Linked DNA regions of Homo sapiens: region 2 is linked to region 1. The links are chromatin loops, found by intact Hi-C in ENCODE. Cell type or tissue: uterus. All regions are shown on one strand.

The links. Peaks named below come from ENCODE experiments on the same cell type or tissue, not always from the same donor. Only the 100,000 strongest peaks of a DNase experiment are listed, where the experiment ranks them.
Region 2: it touches region 1 in a loop (7-fold over the local background); 1 of 110 quality-filtered maps calls a loop at or near these places.

Annotation. Positions count from the first base shown.
Region 1 is chr1:18,942,950-18,947,949 of GRCh38, reverse strand. All of the region lies in intron 1 of IFFO2 (intermediate filament family orphan 2), which reads left to right. Among named protein-coding and RNA genes, the nearest start is that of IFFO2, 11 kb to the left of the region's middle. RefSeq lists an enhancer at 3,747-3,796. In uterus, no CTCF peak of the experiment used is centred here; a DNase peak (open chromatin) is centred at 2,449; H3K27ac peaks cover 1,291 bases.
Region 2 is chr1:18,886,628-18,891,627 of GRCh38, reverse strand. It overlaps ALDH4A1 (aldehyde dehydrogenase 4 family member A1), which reads left to right. Exons shown (of 15, transcript NM_003748.4): 2 at 1,523-1,616; 3 at 2,174-2,266. Among named protein-coding and RNA genes, the nearest start is that of MIR4695, 5.9 kb to the right of the region's middle. In uterus, no CTCF peak of the experiment used is centred here; no DNase peak of the experiment used is centred here.

The DNA.
Region 1 (5,000 bases):
GTGGCCTTGTCCCATGCCCCTGGAGGTTGCCAAAGGCTGGCTCAGGGTGAGGAGGCAGGCAGGAGGCACGGGGTCTCCCCAGCACCTGTCACAATATTGCCATGGCGGGTGGCAGAATAGGAGGCGGCTGCTGCGCTGGGAAGACTCCCTGCTGTCACTTTACAGAAATTATTTCTTGAGAAGCAAATGAATCACTGGCAGTAGCAGGCAGATGAGGCTCCCGGGCCACTGTAGCAGGCCTGTCCAGGCCCCTGCTCTTTGGAGAAGGTCTCAATGGGGGCTGGCAGGGCTGGCAGGGGAGGAGTTGGGGAACAGGGAACACATATTATGACCCGTCTGGTGATTTCCACGCGGTCTCATTTAAACCCGGTGGTGGCACTGCAGGATGGAAACCGAGGCTCAGAGAGGAGAAGTAACTTGGAAGTCAGGCTCCAGATCCAACCTTTATCCTGTGCTGTACCCAGAAAGGGCCATGCCCATTGCAAGCCGCTTTCCTGCTGTGAGCCTCAGTTTTCATTTCTGTGAAATGTTGCCTAGCAAAGCTGGGGCAGGCTGTGGATCTCAGGCTCTCAATTAATGCTCCATTTATCTTGCCCGGCCCCTGAGTGTCCTCAGGGCACAGCCAGCCCGAGGTTCTCATCCACGGATCACCAGCAGCAGAGGGCCTCGGGCATTCTGGTGGCTGTTTGGGAGCTCGCCTCCGCCCTGGGCTGGAGTATCCCTAGCTTTTGCTTTCAGTCAGTGCTGTGAACTTTGCCAGGGAACAGGGAAGTTGTTACAATCGTTTGGTGCCTCTTGTTGGGGAAGATGAGACTGCTGGGTGTGGATGTCTGAGAAGCCAAAGTGGTGGTGGTTTCAGAACAGTGGCTGAGTACCCACCGTGGGCCAGGCCCCTGCCCTCGAGAACTCAGAATCTGGGGACATAGACAAATGTGTCATGCCATGTGGCAGCATCATGTGACAACAGCATGTGCCCAGTACCTTCTCCAACAGTGCTTGCGGATAGTAGGAACACAATAAACATGTGTTAGTTAATGAATTTCATTAAATATTTATACAACATTTACTCTTTGCCAGGCTTCATTCAAAGTGGTTTGCAAACATTTAATTCATGGAAGCTGTAATAACCCTGTGAGTTGGGTGCTATCATTAGCCCATTTTAGAGATGCTAAAACTGAGCCACAGAGGCAGGGGAGGGAACTGGGCCAAGACACCTTGAAAGTGGCAAGCCCAGGCCCGGTGCGGTAGCTCATGCCTGTAATCCCAGCACTTTAGGAGGCCGAGGCGGGTAGATCATGAGGTCAGGAGTTCAAGACCAGCCTGGCCAAGATGGTGAAACCCTGTCTCTACAAAAAAAATACAAAAAAATTAGCCGGGCATGGTGGCAGGCACCTGTAATCCCAGCTACTCAGGAAGCTGAGGCAGGAGAATGGCTTGAACTTGGAGGGCGGAGGTTGCAGTGAACCGAGATCTCGCCACTGCACTCCAGCCTGGGCAACAGAGTGAGCCTCCATCTCAAAAAAAAAAAAAAAAAAAAAAAGAAAGTGGCAAGCCCAGATCTGACCGCAGGAAGTCAGGTTCCAGTTCCAACCTTAAACCTGTGTAGTACCAGAAAGGGCCGTGCCCATTGCAAGTAGCTTCCCTGCTTGAGCCTCAGTTTTCACTTCTATGAAATGGAAGTAATAAATCTGACCTCATGAGGCTGTTTGGAGGGCTGTCTAAAATGATACCCGTGGAGCACTTTGTAAACTGGCAAGCGGAGTGCCTGTGGGGACCAAATCCTTGGGAGCCCTGAGCTCTACCCACACTGCGGTTTCTTTTCCAACTTCCCATGCAGGCTGAAGCTCCTTGAAGCTCCATGCAATGCCTTGTCCTCTCTTGCCTTTACATTCACACCTCCCCTAGATCCTGGGACGGGAGGTTGGACAGAAACCTGCTATGTTAGACAGCTTAGAGCAGAACGTTTGTGTGGAACCCAAAAGCTGGGAAGAGAGGAACCTGCAGGGTTTATTTCTGCTGCCTGTCAGCTCTGAGACCTTGGGAGAGTCACTGTGCCTCTCTGAGCCTCCGTTTCTTATCTGGAAATGGGAATGGTCATGTTGCGTGGATGGCAAGTGCGATGATGGTGCTCCGATTCTGGCTGCTGTGGCAAAAATCACTAAATAAGGCTGGGGGTTCTGGGGAGAGGAGCTGGGCAGGAATCGAATGGCGTTTGGGCCTTGGCCCTGGCAGAAGCCCCTCCATGTGGCTGTGCTGGGGGTGGGGCCTGTCTCTGAGCTGTCTCTGAGATGCTTGCTCAGCGCCCTCTGGCCTGCGTGCTCCGACTCTGGGATGTGTGTTCACACAGACCCTGCTCATCTGCTGCTCGATGGAGAGAGGCCCCTGCAGCGGAGACAGCGCCTTCCGCCCTCTTAATTGGCTATCTTTATTACTTGAGTTATTTAAGACGGTTCTTGGCTCACTGCCGCCTGTTTGCTGTCTTGGGGGAGGGGAAGAGCTACTGGTCTAAGTAGATCTTGTGAAGTTCCCCAGCAGACAGGCTCCTCTCTGTATAGGGTCAGCCCATCTTCCCAGGGCCCGTTGGCACCCCCGTTTTGCTCCTGGCCCACTGTGGCAATAGGCAGAAGGCCATCTTGGGGGGTGGTAGTGGAAGATTTAGGGAAAGCTTGTTGCAAAGTCACGACCAGAGAGTCTCGGAGGTCTGGGTGGGACACTGGTGAGACCCTAGGGTGCCCAAAACCCAGGGATTCTGGAAGGTACCCAAGCCAGTTCAGGGCCAGTCAAGAAAGGTTTCCTGGAGGTGACATCACCTAGGTTGTATCTGGAAGGTTCAGTAAGAGTGGAAGAGAAGGAGAGAGGGTGTTCCAGATAGAGAGGACAGCGTGTACAAGGGCCTGGAGTTGAGCTGCTGTGCAGAACAGTGTGGAGCTGCTCCTGGTGCCCGGGCTTGAGCCTGGCACTGCCAGAACTTGGCCTGTCCTGTGCTTGCTTCTGCCCTGTCTTGTCCCCTCCTCCCTCCTCATGCTCTTCTTGGCTCTCATTTTCTGTCTTGCTCTCCTTTCCTCTCCCTCTTTCCTTTCTTTCTTGTTTTGATCTCTACTCTTTATGGCTGGCTGTCTCACTCCCATCCTGCTTGGGGCAGGGCTCTGAGGGACATCCTGTCCCCCATCCCTCAGCCAGATGCTGGGCCCTGGTGAGTGGCTCTTACTGCTGGGGCCTTGTGAGCCCATGAGTGTGCATGTATGTACGTGTGTGTGTGTATACACGCATGTGAGCACAGGTCTGGAGCCTCTGGATTTGGAGCCCTTAAGGTCATTGCCCTGCCTGTGGCGGGCCCTGCAGACCCCTTGTACTATGGGGCTGGGGGTAGGGTCTTGACATCATGGTGGGGGGCAAGGGAGGCTGCCTAGTGAGAGAGAAGCTGCTGGTTTGGAGCTCAATGCTGGCCACTGGAGACCCTCAGCCTCCCCATCCCCCATTATGGTCCAGGGCCTAGGATTAGACACAGGTCAGGAATTGGGGCTGGGGGGAGGCTTGGCTGCTCCCCTTACCTCTCCCCGCCCCGGCCCCCGATCGCCCTGGCTGTCCCTTCTCCCTCACACCTATGACTTCCTCTCATCCCCTGGATGCCCCAGAGGACTTGAGGTACCCTTCAAGCTCATCTCATCCATCCTCCTGCTTCCAGGCAAAATCATTCCCTGACATCCCAACCAAGTTAGCTATGCCTTCTGTCTTTCAAAGCGACCTTCAGCCATTCTGTAGTGGTTTCTATTTCTCTCTCACCCCTATTTGCATATTCACGACCATTTTATAGATGAGAAAACTGAGGCCCAGCGAAGGAGAGCAGCTACCTTGAGGTCACGCAACAGAGCAGGGGCCGGAACCCAGGTATTTTCACCCTGTCCCCTCCACAGGACTCCCCTTAAACCCTTGAGCTCAGGGCTCCCTCTGGGGGCTGCTGGCACTTTCAGGAGGGGTTTGGAAAACTCCCAGAGGACAGAGCACTTGGAGCAGAGAAGCAACTGCCAAAGGCATGACTCGGAGCCTGTACAGTGGGGTCCGCAGAGACAGGGCCCTGCTCCTTGACCAGACATCTGGGTCCCTGGCGCTGTGGATGAAGCTCCCTCCACCTACAAAAGAGACATCTGAGGTTGCCCGTGGGGTTTGTCTCCATGTCGCAAAAGGCACTTCTCCAGCCTCTGGCCTGGTTTTGAGGTCTTGGGATGCTGACACTGATCTGCCTTCCCGATCTGCCAGCCCTGTGCTTGGCTGCACCATTTCTCTGTGCCTCGTTTTCCTTTTGTATGGGATGGGATGGGATGATGATACCCACAGGGTGTTGGTGAGCCTGATTCAGGAAAGGCTGCCCTGTCTCCTTATCTCTGGGTTAAGCCCTGGAGCTGGAAGTCTTGAGAACTTTGCCTAGAATGTTGGAGTTGGGTGAACCGTAGAGGCTGATCTTTCATTCCCCATAAAGACCATGTTTCCAGGGCTCCTTGTCTGGGCATGTGGCCTGACAAATAGTACTTTGGGATTTGCACATGTTTTTATATGGAAAGACATTTTTTTTAAGACAGGGTCTTGCTCTGTTGCCCTGCCTGGAGTGCTGTTGAATAGTCACTGCTTGCTGCATCCTTCAACTCCTTAGGCACAAGCAATCCTCCTGCCTCAGCCTCCCGAGGAGCTAGGACTTCAGACACACACCACTACACCCAGCTAATTTTTTTTTAAAAAAAATAATTTTTGTTGAGATAGGGGTCTCGCTATGTTGCCGGGGCTGGTCTTGAACTCCTGGCCTCAAGTGATCCTCCTGCCTTGGCCTCCCAAAGTACTGGGCTTACAGATGTGAGCCACCATGGCTGGCTGAGTCTTAATATTACATTGCTGTTGGTTTCACACTTACCTTTAAATAAAATATTAGCATTTAAAACATCAGGACTTAAATTTGCCGGGTGTGGTGGCACGAGCCTGTAATCCCAGCTACTTGGGAGGCAGAGGCA
Region 2 (5,000 bases), 56 kb after region 1:
GATGGCAGCCAATCCAGAGCTAACCGTGGCTTCCTTAAACCCTCCCCAAGTCACCCTGCCAAACCCCATGGGTTTCCTAACAGCATCTTACTGAGATGCCCTGTGGTTCCCTACGCTGTGTGTTTTCCCTCATTGCGCCGACCAGTGAACCCCACCTGTGCACTTCCAGCTGTTCGGGTTGTCTGGGGCCATTGACACCAGAGAGAGATGGTATCTGGGCCTTCTGGACTCAAGTGCAGGTTTCCCCTACTCTTGATCTTGAACTAGTCATTTTCCTTTTAGGACCAAAATGACCTTATTTCTGTAGAGAGGTGGCTGGTGAGGCCCGTCCTATGCCACGGTAGATGGGAAGTTTGTCAATTTCAAGTGCCCTTTGGGCATTAGTTGACTTTGTCATCATCATTCTTCTCATTTACAGAGGGGGAAACAGGCCTGAAGGGGAAGCCCCACAGCTGGGAGGTGGCAGGGCTGAGGCTCCAGCTCTGGAATGACTGACCCCAGCGTCCTAGCTTTGAGCCACCTGACCTCCCACCTTGTGACCCTCAGATGTGGTAGGGGGTGGTGGAAAGAGGTCAGAGGATTTGAGCAAGGAGTTCTTGAGACTCAGTGTCCTGGAATCAGGCACCTCACCCCCAGGGCCAGCCCTCCCGGGGCTGTGAGCTGAGCTCAGGGCAGCTCTCCAAGTTCATGGTCCACATCTTGGACATTCCTGCCCAGCCAGAGCTCTCAGCCCTTTGTGCCAAGGGGATCTCAGCTGGTTCACATTCTGAGACTGTGTTCTGGAATGTGCTGCCCTTTCAGCTTAGAGAGAGGAGTTTGGGTCTTTTTGGGATAAAGCCTGCCTTGTGGGAGAAGAAAGGGAGAGTAACGCTTTGCATGTGGAAAATACTTCAACGTGGTTTTGCATCTGTGTGTTTAAACTTCAAACAACCGCGTGAGTTCGGTGCGATTATTCTTACTTGATAGACGTAGAACCACGTTCACAGGAGGCAACTCACAGGCTCAAGGACACACAACCGTGGGACTGGGACTTGAACCTTGGGTTGTGGACCCCCAAGGTGGGTTTTTGTTGTTGTTTTGAGATGGAGTTTTTCGCTCTCTCACCCAGGCTGGAGTGCAGTGGCACGATCTCGGCTCACTGCAACCTCTGCCTCCTGGGTTCAAGCAATTCTCTTGCCTCAGCCTCCTGAGTAGCTCAGACTACAGGCACACATGCCACCACACCTGGCTAACGTTTAAAATATTTTTAGTAGAGACGGGATTTCACCGTGTTGGCCAGGCTGGTCTCGAACTCCTGACCTCAAGTGATTTGCCCGCCTTGGTCTCCCAAAGTGCTGGGATTACAGGTGTGAGCCACCATGCCCAGCCCAAGGTGGGGTTTTGACCCCCCACTTTCTAGTTGCATTGGATTTCAGGCTCTGGGTGCCCACCTAGGACCCCCTGTCGGAGGTAGAGGGGCTGGGGTCTGGTGGTGGGGCCGCTGCTGACCTCTCTGCCTCTGTCCCCTGCCCTTGTGTTCCAGCCTGCGGTGGAAGCACACCTCCTCCCTGAAGGTGGCCAACGAGCCCGTCTTAGCCTTCACGCAGGGCAGCCCTGAGCGAGATGCCCTGCAAAAGGTAATGGGAGGGTGGGAGGCACCCGAGAGGTGCAGGGCATGGAGCAGAGGCCATCCCCAGCAGCCCTGAGATAGCGCCCCGTGCCTGCAGCCATCACCCGCTTCTACCCTTGCTCCCAGCCTTGGGTGGAAGCCTGGGAGGGCTGTGGGTCTGGAGTGTGGGAACAGCTGGGAGGACCAAGGTGGCAGCCTGGAGCTACTCTGGGGCTTCTCAGGCCAGGTCAGATGTCATAAACCTAGTTGTTTTATAGTTAAACATGTTTTCCAGTTAATTGCCAGCATTTTAAAAATCATGAGATTTCATATAAGTTTCAGGTGCAGTTTTTTTATCTCTGTGTCATGGGTAGACCTCACCTTCCTGCAGGGTGACAATGGCTGGAGCAGAGTCCGGCTGTCCCCGAGGGCAGCACATGTTCTCTGATGGCCACCGACCTGGCCTGGCCCCCTTCTCATTTCTGTATTGCCTGGGCACCTCCGTCTGTGGACTCTGCGTTAGGGTTTTAGATGGGAGGAAGCGAGGAAGGCGGTGACCATACCCACTCTTGTCCCTCTCCCCAGGCCTTGAAGGACCTGAAGGGCCGGATGGAAGCCATCCCATGCGTGGTGGGGGATGAGGAGGTGTGGACGTCGGACGTGCAGTACCAAGTGTCGGTATGTCCAGCGGGTGGGCAGAGCTCAGCCCCTCCCCTGAATATGTGACCTCTTTCTCTGACAGCTCGTAAGCTTATAATGTGTGGGCTCTGACTTCAAGGCCTTTATAGTGCCCCTCCCCACCCCAGATTTTGAATTCTGTGGACCAGTAAAACTCCCAAAGCAAAGGACGGCACCCACACTGCATCCAGCCCATAGCGGCATCCTGTGTCTGGGCAAGAAAGGCCATGAGGGGGCCACACAGCATCTTCTGTTATTCCTCATAGATTTCTTGCCAAGGGGGTTTGGGAGCTAATGACAAAAAGCTGGGCCCCGGGCCCCGAGCACCTCAGATGGCATTGGCCTAAGAAGCCCCCATGCTTGGAGTTTATCCATCCAGAAACTGGCATGCACTTTACGTGGGCCAGGAAACTCATAGGTCTGTGATTTGAGGGAGAATAAAAGGTCAGCCCTTTTGCAAACAGGGCAAGCACATTCTGGCTCTGTCCGGCTGAAACCCTGGGCAGACGTGTGCAGGGGGAGGGGTGACTGAGGGGGAGGACCCAGGTCCCCCACTCTGAAGGTTCCCAGGACAGCCTGGGGCAGGAGTTGACCACAGCAGTGTCCTGGAGCTCTAGTTGCTGGGTCAGGACTACCTGGAGCTGTCCAAGCATGGCCTGGGGTCTGCAGGCATTGGCCAGGTCACTCTGTCTGTCACTGGGTGTGTGTGCAGGTGCCAGCTGACAGCAGCACCTGCCACCCAGCTCCCTGGTTGTCTCTGTAGCTGCCTAGAGCTTGCCCTCACCTGTAGCTCCGCAGGCGTCTGAGGCTGCATGGCAGCTGGGATTTTTCCAGGCAGCGAGGCTCCGGCATTCTGATAAGCCCCTGGGTGGATACTGCTGATTTTCATTTCCCACATTGCCTTGCCGACCTGGCTGGAGATTCTGGCCATGTGCTGATCACTGTGGCACGAGACATTTGGGGTTCTGGGGCATGTGAGGGCAGGATCTATGTTTGCCGGGACATAGTGCTGACGGGGTTCTGCAGTCCACTGGGGCCCAGGTCGCAGCCACCTTCTCTGCCCTTAAGCATCACAGGCCAATCTCAGGTGTGGCCCGAATACAGAGTGACTGTGCCAAGCTTTAACATGAAGGAGAATGGTCACTTTCTACTCAAGCCTAGACCAGCGCCGGCCAGTAGAATTTCCTGCAGTGAGGACAGAAATGTTCCAGATCTGCATTGTCCGTTCCAGCGGCCATGAGCCGCCACGTGTGGTTGTTGAGCATGTGAAATGTGGCTCGTGGCTACTCTTTTAGACAGGAAAGCTCCAATAACCCACCAGAAGACGGATAGGTAGCAAAAGTGTCAGCTATTACGATATAAACTATCTTGCCAGCCCTAGGAAGGAAAGAAGTGAAATTTCTCCCTGCTTCATTGGTCATGCTAGCGTTCACCACTGCCGGGCATTAGGTTTTGAAGGGAAGACAGGGGTTAAAGAAAGACACACACACAGAGAGAGGGCAGCTGAAACAGCAACACCAGTATATTGCAGAAACCTGAGGAAGTGGGGGACCAGCTTAATGCCAGGGCCCACCGCTGCTTACAGGCTGAGGTACTCATCGGTATGGGTGAGACGGGTCTGGGCAGTATGGCTTGCTGCCTGGCAGGATATTGATAAGATGTTGTTATGATCAGGTGGTTTGGCCCTCTCCGGTGGGATGTCATCGTGGTGTTCCTTGTACCTTTACCCAGCAAGATATGATAGGGATGGTTTTTTTTTTTCTGAGACGGAGTCTCGCTCTGTCGCCCAGGCTGGAGTGCAGTGGTGCGATCTCGGCTCACTGCAAGCTCCGCCTCCCAGGTTCATGCCATTCTCCTGCCTCAGCCTCCCCAGTAGCTGGGATTACAGGCATCCGCCACCACGCCCAGCTAATTTTTTGTATTTTTAGTAGAGAGAGGGTTTCACCATGTTAGCCAGGATGGTCTCGATCTCCTGACCTTGTGATCCGCCCGCCTTGGCCTCCCAAAGTGCTGGGATCACAGGTGTGAGCCACCGCGCCCGGCCAACAGGGAAGTTTCTTTAGGTGGGCCTTCGTCCGCCTTGCGGTCAGGCGGCTGAGCCGGATGGTTCTCATGGCCTGAGCTCCTGTGAAATGTTTCACTTGGCCCGAGGTCTGCAAAATAGCGGGGAGCTGACAAAATGGTGCGGTTTGGACCAACACCAGGTTGTGTTTATAAATGTTTGTTGAGGATCTTCCTATTTAGATTAGTAAATCTGGGGCTTAGGAAACAATTGCTCTGTCCATGATGGCTTCGGGGCAGGGCGGAAGTCCCAAGCATGTCACAACACCGGTGCATTCTTTTGGGCCTCACCTGGTTTTGTTGCCCATAGTCGCAGCCTCATACTGGACCAAAGAATTTTCATCCATGATCCCCTTTGGTTCTCCTGTCCATGCTAAGAGACAGGGAGGGCAGTCCCCATTTCCTAGATGAAGAGACTTAGGGAAGGAAGTGAGCTTACCTGGGGCCCCACAGCTAGTAGGTGGCAGAGCCAGGATTCGAACCCATGTCTCTCTGACCACAAAGGTCCGTGCTTTCCTGGAAAGACCCTGGGGTCTATGCCTTTCTCCTGGACTCTGAGCCTTCTGGAGAAGGAGCCATGTCTTACTCATGGTATAGCGGGTACACCAGCACCCTTAACAGGGAGCAACCTGTGGGCCGGGCACTGGGGAGGGTTTCATGGGAGCGGGGGAGG